2 separate regions of the Homo sapiens genome follow, and region 2 is linked to region 1. A link is an interaction called in ENCODE POLR2A ChIA-PET data of the cell type or tissue named here. Cell type or tissue: B cell. All regions are shown on one strand. Each heading gives the region's core, and the rest is flanking DNA. Links, peaks and the distances in the headings are about the cores only.

The links. Peaks named below come from ENCODE experiments on the same cell type or tissue, not always from the same donor. Only the 100,000 strongest peaks of a DNase experiment are listed, where the experiment ranks them.
Region 2: POLR2A ChIA-PET joins it to region 1 with 10 read pairs; 3 of 35 experiments call an interaction of 5 or more read pairs at or near these places.

Annotation. Positions count from the first base shown.
Region 1 is chr3:49,915,012-49,924,366 of GRCh38, reverse strand. The region is part of intron 1 of MON1A (MON1 vesicular trafficking associated A); the gene reads left to right. Among named protein-coding and RNA genes, the nearest start is that of MON1A, 10 kb to the left of the region's middle. In B cell, for the core only: no CTCF peak of the experiment used is centred there; no DNase peak of the experiment used is centred there.
Region 2 is chr3:50,324,093-50,333,447 of GRCh38, reverse strand. It overlaps TUSC2 (tumor suppressor 2, mitochondrial calcium regulator), which reads left to right and starts at 5,225. Exons shown (of 3, transcript NM_007275.3): 1 at 5,225-5,494; 2 at 6,971-7,091; 3 at 7,262-8,539. The coding sequence starts at 5,349. The coding sequence ends at 7,327. It overlaps RASSF1 (Ras association domain family member 1), which reads left to right. Exons shown (of 6, transcript NM_007182.5): 3 at 1,294-1,398; 4 at 1,592-1,889; 5 at 1,999-2,114; 6 at 2,721-3,660. The coding sequence ends at 2,867. RefSeq lists enhancers at 4,981-5,090, 9,009-9,355 and a silencer at 8,611-8,800. In B cell, for the core only: no CTCF peak of the experiment used is centred there; a DNase peak (open chromatin) is centred at 5,187; H3K4me3 peaks cover 1,559 bases; H3K27ac peaks cover 1,621 bases.

The DNA of each region.
Region 1 (9,355 bases), core at 2,276-4,775:
GTTGCATAGGTCAGCCCTGCTCAGTGTGGAAAGGGAGTATGCAAAGTCGCATAGCAGGAGTTGAGGATTACTAGAGACCATCTTGAAGGCTGACAACCAAGCTGGATATTAAAAACAAAAAGGCATTCTATGGTGAAAATGTTAACTAGAGACATTTTGCTGGATGTGCCTGTATTCTGAAATAGAGCTAACAGGATTTGCTGATGGTTTGGTATATGAGGTGTGGGGAAAAAAAGAGAGGCGTAAGGGATGACTCCAAGGTTTTTTGTTTTTTTTTTTTCCTATGAGACAGAGTCTCGCTCTGCCACCCAGCCTGGAGTACAACGACACGATTTTGGCTCACTGCAACCTCTGCCTCTCCAGTTCAAGCAATTCTCCTGTCTCAGCTTCCTGAGTAGCTGGAACTACAGGCACGTGCCACCATGCCCGGCTAATTTTTTGTATTTTTAGTAGAGACAGGGTTTCACCGTGTTAGCCAGCAAGGTCTCGATCTCCTGACCTCATGATCTGCCTGCGTCGGCCTCCCAAAGTGCTGGGATTACAGGTGTGAGAAACCGTGCCCGGCCGACTCCAAGGTTTTTCACCAAACAACTGAAAGAATGAGATTGTCTTTCTTGGCCAGGTGAGGTGGCTCACACCTGTAATCCCAGCACTTTGGGAGGCCAAGGTGGGCAGATCACAAGGTCAGGGGTTTGAGACTAGCCTGGCCAACATGGTGAAACCCTGTCTCTACTAAAAATACAAAAATTAGCCAATGTGGTGGCACACGCCTGTAGTCCCAGCTACTCGGGAGGCTGAGGCATGAGAATCGCTTGAACCTGGGAGGTGGAGCTGAGATTGCGCTGTTGCACTCCAGCCTAGGCAACAGAGCAAGACTGTCTCAAAAAAAAAAAAAAAAGAGCTTGTCTTTCTTTCGTTCTTCCCTTCCTTTCTTTCTTTCTTTCCTTCCTTTCTTCCTTTCCTTCCTTTCCCTCCTTCCCCTCCTTCCCCTTCCTTCCTTCCTCCCTTCCCTCCCTCCCTCCCTCCCTTCCTTCCCTCCCAGAGTCTCGCTGTGTCACCCAGGGTGGAGTGCGGTGGCGCGATCTCAACCTCCACCTCCCGGGTTCAAGGGATTCTCCTGCCTCAGCCTCCCGGGGTAGCTGGAATTACAGGCATGCGCCACCACACCCGGCTAATTTTTTGTATTTTTCATAGAGATGGGGTTTCACCGTGTTAGCCAGCATGGTCTCGATCGCCTGACCTCATGATCTGCCTGCCTCGGCCTCCCAAAGTGCTGGGATTACAAAGTGTGAGAAACCGTGCCCGGCTGACTCCACGGTTTTTCACCAAACAACTGAAAGGATGAGATTGTCTTTCTTGGCCAGGTGTGGTGGCTCACACCTGTAATCCCAGCACTTTGGGAGGCCAAGGCAGGCGGATCACCAGGTCAGGGGTTTGAGACCAGCCTGGCTAACATGGTGAAACCCTGTCTCTACTAAAAATACAAAAATTAGCCTGTGTGGTGGCACACGCCTGTAGTCCCAGCTACTTAGGAGGCTGAGGCACGAGAATTGCCTGAACCCAGGAGGTGGAGCTGAGATCGCACTGTTGCGGTGAGCTGAGATCGCGCCATTGCACTCCAGCCTGGGCAACAGAGCAAGACTGTCTCAAAAAAAAAAAAAAGAAATTGTCTTTTTTTCTTTCGTTCTTTCCTTCTTTCCTGGCTTCTTTCCTTTCTTCTTTTCCTTCCTTTCTTCCTTTCCTTCCTTTCCCTCCTTCCCCTTCCTTGCTTCCTTCCTTCTTTCCTTCCTTCCCTCCTTCCTTCCCTCCTTCTTTCCCTCCCTCCCTCCCTCCCTCCTTCCTTCTCTCCCTCCCTCCTTCCCTCCTTCCTTCCTTCCTTCCTCCCTTTACAGAGTCTCGCTCTGTCACCCAGGGTGGAGTGTGGTGGCACGATCTCAACCTCCGCCTCCTGGGTTCAAGCTGGAGTGCGGTGGTGCGATCTCAACTCTGCCTCCCAGGTTCAAGCGATTCTCCTGCCTCAGCCTCCCGGGGTAGCTGGGATTACAGGCATATGCCACCACACCTGGCTAATTTTTTTATTTTTAATAGAGACGGGGTTTCACTGTGTTAGCCAGGATGGTTTCGATCTCCTGACCTTGTGATCTGCCCACCTCGGCCTCCCAAAGTGCTGGGATTATAGGCGTGAGCCACTGCTCCCGGCCGTCTTTCTTTCTTTCTTTTTTTTTTTTTGAGACAGAGCTTTGCTCTTATTGCCCAGGCTGGAGTGCAATGGCGTGATCGTGGCTCACTGCAACCTCTGCCTCATGGGTTCAAGTGATTCTCCTGCCTCAGCCTCCCAAGTAGCTGGGATTACAGGCATGCACCACCACACTTGGCTAATTTTGTATTTTTAGTAGAGATGGGGTTTCACCATGTTGGCCAGGCTGGTCTTGAACTCCTGACTTCAGGTGATCCACCCACCTCGGCCTCCCAAAGTGCTGGGATTACAGGCATGAGCCACTATGCCCAGCCATGAAATTGTCTTTTACTGAGATGGTGAAAACTCTGGGAGAAGTGGTAAGTGCCTGTAGTCCCTGCTACTCGGGAGGCTGAGGCAGGAAGTTCACTTGAGCCCAGGAATTTGAGGCTGTAGTGCATGGTGGGGTGGTGATTACACCTGTGAATAGCCACTGCACTCCAGACTTGGTGACAGAGCAAGACCCCATCTCTTAAAAAAAAAAAAAAAAAAGTGCTACCACGCCCGGCTAATTTTTTGTATTTTTGGTAGAGATGGGTTTCCCGTGTTAGCCAGAGTGGTCTCGATATCCTGACCTGGTGATCCGCCCACCTCAGCCTCCCAAAGTGCTGGGATTACAGGCGTGAGCCACTGCACCCGGCCTTTTTTTCTTTTTAAAGACAGGTTCTCTACCAGCCAGGCGTGGTGGCTCAGGCCTGTAATCCCAGCACTTTGGGAGGCTGAGGCAGGCGGATCATGAGGTCAGGAGGTTGAGACCATCTTGGCTAACACGGTGAAACCTCGTCTCTACTAAAAAATACAAAAAATTAGCCGGGTGTGGTGGCAGGCGTCTGTAGTCCCAGCTACTCGTGAGGCTGAGACAAGAGAATGGCATGAACCCAGGAGGTGGAGCTTGCAGTGAGCTGAGATCGCGCCACTGCACTCCAGTCCAGGCGACAGAGCGAGACTCCATCTCAAAAAAAGAAAAAAAAAAGGAGACAGGGTCTCACTCTTATTGCCGAGGCTGGAGTGCAGTGGCACGATCTTGGCTCATTGCAAGCTCTACCTCCCGGGTTCCTGTGATCCTCCCACCTTAGCCTCCTGAGTAACTGGGACCACAGACACGTGCCACCACGCCTGGCTAATTTTTGTATTTTTGTAGAGGCAGGGTTTGCCATATTGCCCAGGCTGGTCTTGAACTCCTGGGCTCAAGTAATCTGCTTGCTTTGGCCTCCCAAAGTGCTAGGATTACAGGTGTAAGCCACCATACCCAGCTAGGAGCAACTTTTTAAGGAGATGACCTTTTTTTTTTTTGATGCAGAATCTGGCTCTGCTACCCAGGCTAGAGTGCAGTGGCACGATCTTGGCTCACTGCAACCTCCGCCTCCCACATTCAAACAATTCTCCTGCCTCAGCCTCCTGAGTAGCTGGGATTACAGGCGTGTGCCACCACACCCAGCTAATTTTCATATTTTTAGTAAAGATGGGGTTTCACCAGGTTAGCCAGGCTGGTCTCAAACTTCTGACCTCGTGATCCACCCTCCTCGGCCTCCCAAAGTGCTGGGATTACAGGTGAGAGCCACCACGCCTGGCCAGGAGATGGCCTTTTTAAGGAGTTCAGTTTGAGGCATATAACCTTGAGATAACATGAAGTAGACAGTTAAATGTGTGTGCCTCTTTAAGTCAGAAAAGATATTGGGGCTGGAGATTAAAAAAAAGTATTAATATGTAGAGGGAATTTAAAACTATGAGACCAAATGAGATCACCAAGGGATTGAGTGAAGACAGAGAAGAGGTCCAAAGACTGAATTCTGTGCCCCTTTACAGTAAGAACTGCAAAAAGGACTCAGAAGGAGTAGTCCATGAGGTCAGAAGAGAGCCAAGAAAGGAGTGGTATGCCATAAAAGAGGAGAAAATGTTTCAAGAGAGAGGAAATAACCAAATTATCTATTGTTTATGGGTGAAGTAAGATGATCCTGGAGGTCGTTGGTGACCTTGATGGGAGCAGTGTTGATGGAGTAATGGAGGTGAGATTCTGTTCAGAACTGGTTTAGAGAGAATGGGAGAAATGGAGAGGCTACGGCAGAGACAATTCCTGCTTTCCAGATATCCGTGAGCTCCATATATTTCCCAGTCCCTCTGGCCACATCACTGGTTCTGGCCAATGTGAGCTACGAAGTATTTAAGAGCTGGTACATGATCCTCCATCTCTGTCTTCCCTTGCCAGGTGATGTGGAAGGCATGTGTTCCGAATGGCTTCTATAGGGTGCTAGTGGCTTGGATTCCTGAATCACTGCTTGGAAGGGAGCTACTCTGAATTGCTACCAGTCCCACAGTAGATTTTATGTGAGCAAAAAATAGGTCTTTGGGGCTGGGTGCGGTGGCTCATGCCTGTACTCCCAGCACTTTGGATCCGTGAAGGTGGGCGGATCACCTGAGGTCAGGATCACCTGAGACCAGCCTGGCCAACATAGTGAAACCCCGTCTCTACTAAAAATACAAAAATTAGCCAGGTGTGGTGGTGGGCGTCTGTAATCCCAGCTGCTCGGGAGGCTGAGGGAGGAGCATCGCTTGAACCCAGGAGTCAGAGGTTGCAGTGAGCGGAGATGGCGCTGCTGCACTCCAGCCTGGGTGACAGAGTGAGACTCCGTCTCAAAAAATAAAAAAAGATCTTTGGGTGTAAAACCTGTAGCATTTGGCATCCATTTTTTACACAGAATAGTCTAGCCTACCTGACTAATGCAAACTCCAAATATTATTTGCCATTTTGAGGGGGTTTGTTTGTTTTTTTATAAAGGGCAACAGAAAAATGGGTTGATAGCTAGTGGGGAATGTAGAGTTAAGGGGAAGTTTGTTTTGTTTTAACTTTGAAGTAAAACAAACATATAGAAAAGTTCACAAATCATAAGTATAGCCCAGTGAATTATTACAAAGCGAACACCCCCAAAATTGTTTGGTTTTTGTTTTTGAGACAGGATCTCACTCCCTTTACCCAGGCTGGAGTGCAGTGGTGTGATCACCACTCACTGCAGCCTGGACCTCCTGGGATCAGGTGATTCTCCCACTTCAGCTTCCCAAGTAGCTGGGACTGTAGGTGCATGCCACCACACCTGGTTAATCTTTTGTACTTTTTGTAGAGATGGGGTTTTACCATGTTGCCTAAGCTGGTCTCAAACTCCTAGGCTCAAGTGGTTTGCCCACCTAGGCCTCCCAAAGTACTAGGATGACAGGCATGAGCCACCAAGCCCTGCTGGGAGGGGGTTTTGAAGACAAGAAATATCACCATATTGGTAATGGATAAGGGAGAAGGGGAAACTGATGAGGAGGGACAGCTGCTGAAGCCATGTACCTGAGTAGGTGAGAGGGGCTGGGCTCTGGTGTACACATGGAGGAGTTAGCCTCTATGGAGCATGAACAGCTCATCTTTAGTAAGAAGAGGGGGCCAGGCACGGTGGCTCATGCCTGTAATCCCAGCACTTTGGGGGACTGAGGCGGGTGGATCATTTGAGGTCAGGAGTTTGAGACCAGCCTGGCCAACATGGTAAAACCCCGTCTCTACTAAAAATACAAACATTATCCGGGCGAAGTGGTGGGTGCTTGTAATCCCAGCTACCTGGGAGGCTGAGGCAGGAGAATCGCTTGAATCTGGGAGGTGGAGGTTTTGGTGAGCCAAGATCGTGCTCCTGCACTCCAGTCTGGGCCACAGAGTGAGACTCTGTCTCAAAAAAAAAAAAGAGGGAAGGCCTATTCTGGCAGATGAGGTAAGCTCGTGGTGGTAATCTCCGGAAGTTCTTTTTTTTTGTTCTTTTTTTTTGAGACAGAGTTTCGCTCTTGTTGCCCAGGCTGGAGTGCAGTGGCATGATCTCGGCTCACTGCAACCTCTGCCTCCCAGGTACAAGCAATTCTTCTGTCTCAGCCTCCCAAGTAGCTTGGATTACAAGCACGTGCCACCACACCTGGCTAATTTTTTTTTATTTAGTAGAGATGGGGTTTCACCATGTTAGTCAGGCTGGTTGCGAACTCCTGACCTCAGGTGATCCACCCACTTTGGCTTCCCAAAGTGCTGGGATTACAGGTGTGTGCCACCGCGCCTGGCCTTCTTGTTTTTTTTGAGACGCAATTTTGGTTTTGTTGCCTGGGCTGGAGTGTAATCTCGGCTCACCACAACTTCCGCCTCCCGGGTTCAAGTGATTGACCTGCCTCAGCCTCCTGAGTAGCTGGGATTATAAGCATGCTCTACCATGCCTGGCTAATTTTTTGTATTTTTAGTAGAGACAGGGTTTCTTCATGTTGGTCAGGCTGTTCTCAAACTCCCGACCTCAGGTGATCTGCCCGCCTCGGCTTCCCAAAGTGCTGGGATTACAGGCGTGAGCCACCACACTCGCCCCGGAAGTTCTCTTCTAACGACTTCTGTCTTCTCGGTGAAATGGAAGGCAAGGTCATTTGCTGATAGTGCTGAGTATGACCATCAGGGAAGGAGATGATGGATGTTTGAAGAGAGAAAAGGTGTGAAGTTGACTAGAGGAGTAGGAAAGTGAGGAGACATAGAAATGTAGGGCATTCCGGCCAGGCGTGGTGGCTTACGCCTGTAATCCCAGCACTTTGGGAGGCTGAGGCGGGTGGATCACCAGGTCAGGAGATCGAGACCATCCTGGCTAACACAGTGAAACCCCGTCTCTACTAAAAATACAAAAAGAAATTAGCTGGGCGTGGTGGCGGGCGCCTATAGTCCCAGCTACTCGGGATGCTGAGGCAGGAGAATGGCATAAACTGGGGAGGCAGAGCTTGCAGTGAGCCAAGATAGCGCCACTGCACTCCAGCCTGGGCGACAGAGCCAGACTCCGTCTCAAAGAAGAAAAGAAAAGAAAAGAAAAGAAATGTAGGGCATTCCAGGCCGGGTGCTGGCTCACAGCTGTAATCCCAGGACTGTGGGAGGCCAAGGCAGGCAGATTGCTTGAGCCCAGGTATTGGAGACCAGCCTGAGCAACATGGCAAAACCCTAATTCTACCAAAAAATACAAAAATTATCCACGCATGGTGGCTCACGCCTGTGTTCCCAGCGACTCAGGAGGCTGAGGTAGGAGGATCGCTTGAGCCCAGATAGGCCTGGAAGCCCTGGCCACAACCCTGGTACTGTCAGGAGCAGCTTACTCTTGGCCTGCACTTGGGCAGACTCATCTCTCAGAGCCCACTCTGGCTTTTAGGATAGCTTTGGAATTACTGGTCTATGAGATTTACGTGGCCTGTGTGTTCTTGCGCAAGACTTAGACATGCCCTAGTTTCCTTGGCATTCAGCATCCTGGGCCTTGTGGTGTTGTGGTGGTTGTTTTGGATTGCTCCTCTTAGTCTCAGTCTCAGAGGGGACCTCTGTGGATGCTACCGCAGGTTCCTGTTGAGGGCATGCAGCCTCTTAGTTCCTCTGGCCCACTGTCTGACAAGGCAGCCTGCGCCTTTTCCTTCTGGGCTCTGACTCTTGCTGGGAACCATTACTCTTGATTGTCCTGATGGATGGGACTGGGGGCCTAGAAAATCCCCAGATTATCTCCCCAACCTTCTTTCTTTGGTTTTATTCTGTGTGGGGTGATGCTGTTGGCAGTGGTGCCCAACCCTCCATGTGCTCTGCGGTCCTTCAGGCTCAGTGCAGGAGTGGCCACCAGGCCAGCTGTCAGGATACAGGCTCTGCTTCCCTATCTGTTTGCACGTGGAGCTTCTGCAAAAGATTCAATTAAAGAAAGAATTACATAGCTTAAAGGTGACAAAAAGAAGAGGTTGAAAATTAGTTCTTTGGGCACACACATAGGAGCTGCCTGACTGGAGCTATGCCAGGTCCAGAGAGAATGTTCTTGGACACAGACTGGCTGATGCCACACAAATGCTACTGATGGTGATGCTATCTGTTTGGGACCACCCTTTTCATGAACTTTTTTGAACACCTACTTTATGCCATGCTTCCAGGGAAGAGTCATTTGCCCAAGGTTACACAGCTAGGAGGGGACAAGAGCTCAGTTATTCCCACCAGACTCTGTGTTCTGGGATGCAGGCTCAGGTCTACTTTGCTCACACTAACACCAGTGCCTCCTGGGCCCCTGGCCTGCCTGCAGTGTTTGCTCCATGAGTCTCTGCCCTTCTAGTCCATCCAGCTAGATCCCTCTTTCTTAAAGGATTGGTACCTGGAATGGATCCCCTCTTGGGTGAACTGTATGTTGCCTGACAAGTGAGGATCCTTCAGCCTGCCATTGAAGGACCCTAGAGGCCAAATAAGCCTTGCTACCAGCCTCGGTGAGCCACCCAGCTAGCTCTGTTACCACTGACATTCACTTGTGGCCACCTCCACCTGGGCCTGGGGCTGTGGAAGGACAAGGAGATCCGGCTGAATCTATCCTGGCCATTACATGGGCACTGAGAGTTGACATGTCTATAGTTGTTTTTAATTGTTAAGACAACTCCTTGTGCCAAATTCAAAAGGTACAAAAGGATATTTAGAGAAAAGCAGGGCTGCAGCCTGAAGACAAGCCTGTTGCCTGTGTCTCACTTTTTTATCTGCAAACACCTAGATATCCAAAAAGAACTATTGGTCAACTTAGTTAATTTTTATTTTTATTTATTTTTAGTTTTAGTTTTTTGAGACAGGGTCTCACTCTGTTGCCTAAACTGGAGTGCAGTGTTGTAGTCACAGCTTACTGCAGCCTTGACTTGCTGGGTTTATGTGATCCTCTCATGTTAGTCTCTCTAGTAGCTGGGATTACAGGCACATGCCACCATGCCTGGCTAGTTTTTAAAATTTTTTGTAGAGACAGGGTCTCACTTTGTTGCCCCAGCTAGTGAACTACTGAGCTCAAGTGATCCTCCCTCTTTGGCCTCCAATCTTTGCTAAGATTACAGGAGTGAGCCACTGGATACAGGATACAGAGTTGTTTCAACTCCCAGATCCAAATCCAGCACTTCTTTCCTGTAGTAACATTGGGCAAGCTCCTTAAGCTCTCTCAGTATCAGTTCTTTCATCTATAAAGCTAGCCTGACAGGAACACATGCCTCATAGAGGCGTGATCAAGATTAGGTAACTTAATCCACAGAAACCTCTTAGCATGATACGCTGACACTGAATAACTGTTAGCTGCTGCTATCAGTTTGTTTAATTAT
Region 2 (9,355 bases), core at 3,652-6,151, 410 kb before region 1:
GTGCAGAAACCCACCAGGAAGCTGCCTGTGTACCTCTGGCAGATTGGAGCCTGGCCTAAAGCTGCCTTTTATGCAGCTTGGGTCAAGGTTAAACATCATGTCACAGTGATTTTTCTCACTATGTGTGAGACATGGAGAACTGGCTCCAAGTACTACTCTGTCCACTGGTGGCTGGACTACTGATGTGCACCACTCTCCACTCCTCTCACCCTGCAGTGGGTCATGGCCCCGTGCCGGGGCAGAGGAGAAAAATGGGCTGCCTTCTCCAGGACAAACCCTCACTCCAACTCAACTAGGGTGCTGTGATCAGAATGTGCAATTGAGGTGTGATTTTACTGATTTTTTTTTTTTTTGAGACCGAGTTTCGCTCTTGTTGCCCAGGCTGGAGTGCGATGGCACGATCTCAGTTCACTGCAACCTCCACCTCCCGAGTTTGAGCAATTCTCCTGCCTCAGCCTCCTAAGTAGCTGGGATTACAGGCATGTGCCACCACGCCTGGCTAATTTTGTATTTTTAGTAGAGACGGGGTTTCTCCATGTTGGTCAGGCTGGTCTCAAACTCCTGACCTCAGGTGATCCACCCGCCTCGGCCTCCCAAAGTGCTAGAATTACAGGCGTGAGCCAACGTGCCCAGCCTGTTTTTGTTTTTTGTGTTTTGAAGCAGGGTCTCACTCAGTTCCCCAGGCTGGAGTGCAGTGACACGATAATAGCTTACTGTAGCTGCAATCTCCCGGGCTCAAACGATCCTCCCACCTCAGCCTCCTGAACAGTTGGGACTACAGGCACACCACCACACCTGGCTAATTTTTTTTTTTCTTTTTTTAGTAGAGATGAGGTCTTGCTATGTTGCCCAAGCTGGTCTCAAACTCCTGAGGATCAAGTGATCCTCCTACCTTAGCCTCCCAAAATGCTGGGATTGCAGATGTGAGCCACCACACCCAGCCTGATTTTACTTTAAATGAGAGTCCCTCTTCAGAGTCCCTCAGCTGTTCCTGGCCCCTGGCCATGTGCCTTCAGTTGCCCCTGCTTCTGTGGTATCCTTAAGGCTACATTCAGTGCTGAGGCCCTAGGCAGGCAGCAGAGAGAAGCCAAATGATTCTGTCTTTCCCTTATCCACCCAGAGCATGCAAAACCAGGAGCAGTGGTGGGTTCAGGGTGGGCACCAGCTATGTATATGTACATCAGGGACAGGGGGCCAAAGGCAGTCAGTTTCCAAAGACTGCCCCAGAGGCCATTTTTCAGAGAAGCCCTGGGTTCCTCAAGGGCCCTGTGTCCATGCTGGCCCATCTTGCAGGACGAGCCTGTGGAGTGGGAGACACCTGACCTTTCTCAAGCTGAGATTGAGCAGAAGATCAAGGAGTACAATGCCCAGATCAACAGCAACCTCTTCATGAGCTTGGTGAGTTGACTGCTCAGGAAGGGGGCGTGGGGAGGAGCAGGTACCCAGCTATGTGCCTGATACTCAGAGGGTCACAACTGAGGTTATCTTGGGTGGGCGCAAGCAGTAATTTGTGCATACCCAGCCTAGCCCCAAGTAGACTGACATCTCACCTGGAACCTATTATCAAGGTTTGGTTTCTCTATTTCTTTAGAACAAGGACGGTTCTTACACAGGCTTCATCAAGGTTCAGCTGAAGCTGGTGCGCCCTGTCTCTGTGCCCTCCAGCAAGAAGCCACCCTCCTTGCAGGATGCCCGGCGGGGCCCAGGACGGGGCACAAGTGTCAGGCGCCGCACTTCCTTTTACCTGCCCAAGGATGCTGTCAAGCACCTGCATGTGCTGTCACGCACAAGGGCACGTGAAGTCATTGAGGCCCTGCTGCGAAAGTTCTTGGTGGTGGATGACCCCCGCAAGTTTGCACTCTTTGAGCGCGCTGAGCGTCACGGCCAAGGTGGGCTTCCCACCCCACCCTGCCCTATGTGAGGGTATATACGCATGCACCTGAGCATGCAGGGGCTGAGCAGCTGGCCCTGTCTCTGATCATTACTTCCCCTTCACAGTGTACTTGCGGAAGCTGTTGGATGATGAGCAGCCCCTGCGGCTGCGGCTCCTGGCAGGGCCCAGTGACAAGGCCCTGAGCTTTGTCCTGAAGGAAAATGACTCTGGGGAGGTGAACGTGAGTACATAGTTCTTAGTTTCTTGGTTGTCACTAGACAGGACTGATGGGCTGTAGCTACAGTAAGGCTTGGAGGAGGAATTGTGCTGGAAGACAAGCCCTGCAAAACAGTTCCAGGAGTGTATAGGCATTGTAACTAAAGCAAAGGCTTCCAGACCACTCATGCCAAAGCCTAGGGTTGTCCCAAGAAGCCAGGAAGAATTGCCTTGGTGCTTTGATCTTTCCTGGTGTGGAAAATCTTCTGGAGATGCAGGAGTCCATCTAATGACATGAGGAGGCCCCCTTCAGACTTTTTACCTGGAAGCTTTCTGGCTCCAAGGTATTAGGCCTGTGGAGTGAAATTAGACTCAGAATATGCCTGACCTGTCCACAGGTAATTGGGGAACATCTGACTTGGTTGTCTCAGTAAGGTGACCGTTTTGTAGGGCCCATCTTCCATACAAACTGCTGTCAGGGATCCTACCAGAGATCATTCAGCCAAGAGCCTGACATCAGAAAGCCCAGTCCTAGCTTGTGTGAACATGAGGTGCTAGTCTTCTCTGGGGAGGGTCTGCTGGCTTGGCCATCCCTTCTGCAGCCTGTACACTCCCCTTTTGCCCCTTGCAGTGGGACGCCTTCAGCATGCCTGAACTACATAACTTCCTACGTATCCTGCAGCGGGAGGAGGAGGAGCACCTCCGCCAGATCCTGCAGAAGTACTCCTATTGCCGCCAGAAGATCCAAGAGGCCCTGCACGCCTGCCCCCTTGGGTGACCTCTTGTACCCCCAGGTGGAAGGCAGACAGCAGGCAGCGCCAAGTGCGTGCCGTGTGAGTGTGACAGGGCCAGTGGGGCCTGTGGAATGAGTGTGCATGGAGGCCCTCCTGTGCTGGGGGAATGAGCCCAGAGAACAGCGAAGTAGCTTGCTCCCTGTGTCCACCTGTGGGTGTAGCCAGGTATGGCTCTGCACCCCTCTGCCCTCATTACTGGGCCTTAGTGGGCCAGGGCTGCCCTGAGAAGCTGCTCCAGGCCTGCAGCAGGAGTGGTGCAGACAGAAGTCTCCTCAATTTTTGTCTCAGAAGTGAAAATCTTGGAGACCCTGCAAACAGAACAGGGTCATGTTTGCAGGGGTGACGGCCCTCATCTATGAGGAAAGGTTTTGGATCTTGAATGTGGTCTCAGGATATCCTTATCAGAGCTAAGGGTGGGTGCTCAGAATAAGGCAGGCATTGAGGAAGAGTCTTGGTTTCTCTCTACAGTGCCAACTCCTCACACACCCTGAGGTCAGGGAGTGCTGGCTCACAGTACAGCATGTGCCTTAATGCTTCATATGAGGAGGATGTCCCTGGGCCAGGGTCTGTGTGAATGTGGGCACTGGCCCAGGTTCATACCTTATTTGCTAATCAAAGCCAGGGTCTCTCCCTCAGGTGTTTTTTATGAAGTGCGTGAATGTATGTAATGTGTGGTGGCCTCAGCTGAATGCCTCCTGTGGGGAAAGGGGTTGGGGTGACAGTCATCATCAGGGCCTGGGGCCTGAGAGAATTGGCTCAATAAAGATTTCAAGATCCTCCTGCTGTTGGAATCTTTTATACATATAAAGTTTTTGTAGAGACATGAGTCTCTCTGTGTTGCCCAGGATCCTCCCAACTTGGCCTCCCAAAGTGTTGGGATTACAGGTGTGAGCCACCCTGCCCAGCCTGGACTCTTTATTATTATAGGCGCAGAGCTGCAGTTGCCCCTCATGGTGCCAGAAGTTGCCAAGGGTGATGGACAGGCTCCCAGGTGTCTTGCAAAGTCACCATGGACCAATTTGTGAAGATGTAGTATGCATACATACTTGGTCATCACTCAGCTCCCTGGGGCTCAGGTTGTGGTGGAGACAAAAATGGACTGCAGTTAGAACTTAGGGAAACTGGCTGGGCATAGTGGCTCACACCTGTAATCCCAACACTTTGGTTGGGCTAGGTGGGCAGATCACTTGAGGCCAGGAGTTCGAGGCCAGCCTGGCCAGCATGGCGAAACCCCATCTCTACCAAAAATACAAAAAAAATTTAGCTGGGCGTGGTGGTGGGCGCTTGTAGTCCCAGCTACTCAGAAGGCTGAGGCAGGAGAATCGCTTGAACCCGGCAGGCAGAGGTTGCAGTGAGTGGAGATCACACCACTGCACTCCGATAGAGCAAGACTCCAACTCAAAAAAAAAAAAAACGGCCGGGCGCAGTGGCTCAGGCCTGTAATCCCAGCACTTTGGGAGGCCAAGGCGGGTGGATCACCTGAGGTCCGGAGTTCAAGACTGCCTGACCAACATGGTGAAACCCCGTCTCTACTAGAAATACAAAAAAATTAGCCGGCATGGTGGCAGATGCCTGTAATCCCAAGTACTCGGGAGGCTGAGGCAGGAGAATCGCTTGAACCCTGGAGGCAGAGGCTGCAGTGAGCCGAGATCGTGCCACTGCACATTATCCTGGGCGACAAGAGTGAAACTCCATCTCAAAAAAAAAAAAAAACAAAACCATCCCTTCAACACACACACACCACGCTCTGGGAGAAGGTGTGGCATAACTCCTTCACCAAATACAGAGCTGCCACCGTGGACCAGACACTGCTCGTGATACCGAGGGTATAGCTGTTAACAATTCTTGCTTTCATTAAGCATGGACTCTGCTGGGTTTGAAAACACTGAATTCGAAGTTCTTCAGAACTGAATGTAACTATGTGAATCTGGCCAGTTCCTTAATTTTCTTTCAACTTGGTTAGTTCACATAAGCGTGGCAATCGCAAAAATACAGCTGTGAAAATAGAAGCCAGATGGGCACCCGGCGGTCTGGCCTTAGGCCCTGAAGTGCAGGTTTGAGGATTGGTGCTTGCGAAGTCCTGCTAGGCCTGAACTCAGGTGTTGGGGGACGTCAGAGCCGCCAAATACACCCAAAAGACCGGGAGGACTCACGGCCACCACTTTCCTCGGTGGGAGCTGTCCCAGCTGGTCAGATCGCGCTTGCTGGGACCTGGGATCTCGCAACGCATGCTGGGATGCCCAGCATCTAAGGGCGCCCATTGGTCCCGCCCCCACGACTTGAGCAACAGCCAATCAGAGGTGGCAGCGTGCGGAAGCGGAAGTGAGGTTTCCGTGGAGACAGCCGAGCCTGCGGAAGGCGGCGGCGGCGGCACCTGCGATCAGCGGCTGGGGCAGGTTATGGTAGTGCGGACTGCGGTGTGAGCAGAGCGGCCACGGGGCCCGCCATGCGCCGGCGGCCCTGACATGGGCGCCAGCGGGTCCAAAGCTCGGGGCCTGTGGCCCTTCGCCTCGGCGGCCGGAGGCGGCGGCTCAGAGGCAGCAGGAGCTGAGCAAGCTTTGGTGCGGCCTCGGGGCCGAGCTGTGCCCCCCTTCGTATTCACGCGCCGCGGGTAAGGGCATGGGTTCCACCCTGGCGGGGGGAACAGGCGGGCGGCCAGGCGTCCCGCGCCACGGGGGAACTTCCACCGCTGTACCCCACTACAGCCAAGCCAGGACGACCCCCATATTTTGAGCCTCATTGGAGCTGGGGGTGGAGAAAGCCGGGCAGTGGTCTCCTGGCGGCCTGGCCACTCTGAAAGTCTCCCTAGGGAAGAGTGGGCCTGAGGCTTGTCACTGGTCGGACCTTCCGCACGGTAAAGCTAAGCTAGGGCCTCCATAAGACCTCCATAAGATCTCTTCCTTTCATCCCTTCCGGCTCAGCCTGCATACTGAAGGGTCCTAGCCTCCCTTTCCCCCCCAGTTATTCCAAGGGGATAATAACCCTCTGTTTAGGCTGCTTTTCCTGACAGTAGTGGGGCTGAACCTTTGAGCGTAGTGGCTGGGAAAGCAGGGATAGGCCTCAGTATTGGGGGTGAGGCTGAGGAAAAAAGACCCTCACCCAGTTATGTTCTCCAGATCCAGAGCGCTGACCTACCCACCCAACCCCCAGCCCAGTCTCCCAGAGGCCCGCACAAGAGTACCAGATTGGCTTGGCTCTAGTGGGCTCCTGGAGATGGGCGCTCCCTGTGCTAGAGATTTGGCTGTAGACACCAGGAAGACCCAACAGTGGCAATTCACCAGCCACCTGGGGTGTGGGGTCAGGGGAGACGCAGCCTTCATTCCTTTGTGCTTCTTCCTAGCTTAGGCTTCTGCTATTTCAGTCTTTGACACTGGGCCAGCAGCATCTTCTGGAGTGAGACCAACATGCCCAGGCCACCACCCTGCCCACTCTAGAAGTCCTGGGTGAAGGCAAAGTCCTGATATTAGAATGGCTGCCCTTGCTGAACAAATCAAGGATGAGAACTGGCCTTGGTGGCTGCCTGGATGGTGTGCTCTGGTGTGGGCTCTCTTCTTGGGGGTCTGACATAGTAGCACTGCCCACCCATCACCTCACTTCCCACTTTCTTCTAGTAGACCCCAAACCCCAGGCAAAGGATTCTCCAGGCAGGCCAGGCACCGTGGCTCACGCCTGTAATCCTAACACTTTGGGAGATGAAGACGAGTGGATTGCCTGAGTTCAGGAGTTCGAGACCAGCCAGAGCAACATGGCAAAACCCCGTCTCTACTAAAATACAAAAAATTAGCAGGGTGTGGTGGTGCATGTCTGTAGTCCCAGCTACTTGGGAGGCTGAGGCAGGAGAATTGCTTGAACCCAGGAGGCAGAGGTTGCAGCAAGCTGAGATCGCGCCACTGCACCTCCAGCCTGGGCAACAGAGTGAGATTCTGTCTCGAAAAATTTTTTTTAAAAAAAGGATTCTCCAGGCATATTATCCTCTTTTCTTCCCACTTGGGGTTGGGAAGACCACAGACTTCCCCGTGACCTGTGACATTTGCCATGCCCAGGTGTGGGGCTCCAGCCCAGCCTGTTTCCTTCTCCCTCTACACAGCTCTATGTTCTATGATGAGGATGGGGATCTGGCTCACGAGTTCTATGAGGAGACAATCGTCACCAAGAACGGGCAGAAGCGGGCCAAGCTGAGGCGAGTGCATAAGAATCTGATTCCTCAGGTGAGGGGCTGGGCAGCGGTCACAGAGCCTACACTAAGCGTGTGGAGGTGGACCCAGATGGGATCTGTTGTCATGGTGGGGGCTTTTGCGGGGGGATCTGGGAGGAACAAGGAAGCTTCCTGAAGTAGAGGCCCTGAGCTGACCCTTACTAGCCTCTGTTTCCATGGCAGGGCATCGTGAAGCTGGATCACCCCCGCATCCACGTGGATTTCCCTGTGATCCTCTATGAGGTGTGACCCTGGGAGGTGGCAGACAGAAGCACCCCCTGCCCCGGCAAGAAACTCCCAGGCTCAATCAAGGTGTGGCTTCCATTGAGGAGCCCAGGCTGGGGCCACAACCCTGAATAAACTCTGTTGGCCCATAACCTTCAGCTGTGAGCGGGTCGGTCCCACAGTATTGGTTGGGTGTTGGTTTGTGTGTGGACAAGAGGTGGTTGGTGGGTGGTGAAGGCTAATGGCAGAGTTAGCACCCCACTCTCCCAAGCCACCCCTGCAAGCAGCACAGCAGGGCATATACCAGTCAGGAATGCCCGTTACCTGGTTCCTTGCCTGGTCTGCTTTCTTCCAAGTTTGCCTGGGGCCTAGCCCTGCTAGAGGCTACAGCACTTTACAAGCAAGGTATGCTTTCTTCCAGCCCCTAGGCTGTGGGCACTGTATACAAGTAGGAACTTCCTTTCCTTCACTTCCCTTTTAACCCCTAGTCAGAGCATTTCAGCCGTTTGCTACCTCGATTCCTCCTGTGTTGGACAGAGGCTGGGGGCAGTGCCAGCCTGATTCTTCCGACCTACCTGCCATTTGTTCCCGCCTTCAGATGGATGGACAGTTTGCTGGCTATTGATAGGAGTGGGGACTGGGTGGGGGCTTCTCCCTCTACCCAGGGCTGGGCTGATCCCCCTACTGCAACTAACTGTTGCCCCCCAACCCCGAACCCCCAGTTGAGGAGTTGAGAGAGTGCAGGCTGGGGTCAGGACAGGCTGCGGATGCTTGTGCCTATGGGGAGTTACTCCAACCCACCTATTCTGTCTAATCTCCATGGCTTTGCACCAAATCCTCCACCCCTCCAATTGGGAGGGGACTGTTCACCACCTTGTGGTAAGGGACAACACCCTAAGGCTGGTGCCAGTAGTTATGAGTAGCCTACCACCCCCTCCCTTACAGTAACCCCCACCCCTTCAGGATCAGTCAAGGGAAAGCACTAGAACCCCTGGGTAGGGAAAGAAAGGAGGGAAAAACCATAAAAGGAATACTTATAATGTGAAGGTTTGTAAATAGTCCATGATGATGTCGTGGCAGAGTCTGATTTCTATATAGAGGTGACTTTTTTTTTAAGTACTGTGCAAGCTCTGTGCTTCTATAATGTGGGAAATGGCTTGGGGAGGATGGCCCCTAGCTTAGGAAGACTGTTGTGTTATTTGTTCAATTTCAATAAAATGATTTGTAGATCCTGCACATGAGAGTGGCATCCTGTGGGGGCTCTGACACCCAGTGTCTAGACTACCACCTGGGTTCAATAGGTAGGCCTGGCACAGGACTCTGGCAGGCCCCCTATGACCAGCAAAGCCCAAGAGTAAGTCTGAGCCCAGCCTGTGGCCATCCCAACTGTGGCCAGCAGGTGGCTGTGTGTTCACACAGACCTCACTGCAGGCCCCCTGCAGGGTGGGAGGGCACTCATTTATCTGTTGTGATCCATGTGGTGGTGACCCTTGGAATCAGAAGGCCCTGGGATACTTCACTAAGGATTGGCCCCACCTGCCTGATCTAAGGTGAGAGAGTGTGACCCAAGATAGTTCTGGAATATCTGTCTTAGCTGTAGCATCGCCAGCTGATCCTAAGTGGGGTCATGGCCTGACCCCCATGGACCTCAAAGGCCCAGCTTTAATGGACAGCAGCCAGATAGGTGTCCCCACGCCTTTGGCCTACTGCCAGGCTCAGCAACCCAAACTCATGTGCCTCCTCTGAGGCCTGCCTGCGGACACCATGGGAGAATGAGCTCAGGCTGCTGTTTCAGCAAGCAAGGCTCGGCCCACTAGTATTGCCCCTGCTGTCTGTTGCCCCCATCTTCTCATCACCTGCAGCCTGCCCACTGTGGTCATTCTGCCTGCACTTCTCAGGGGCTGCTATAAGGCAGATTCTCTACTAGGCTTAGGCTTTGACTATCAGTCCAACTCCCAGTTAAAGAGGGGAGATTTCAGGGACAGGCTTCTGAGTGTAGGGAGCTGGTCTGCCAGTCTTTCGGAGGTTTGAACTTGTCAAGGCTAGGGCAGG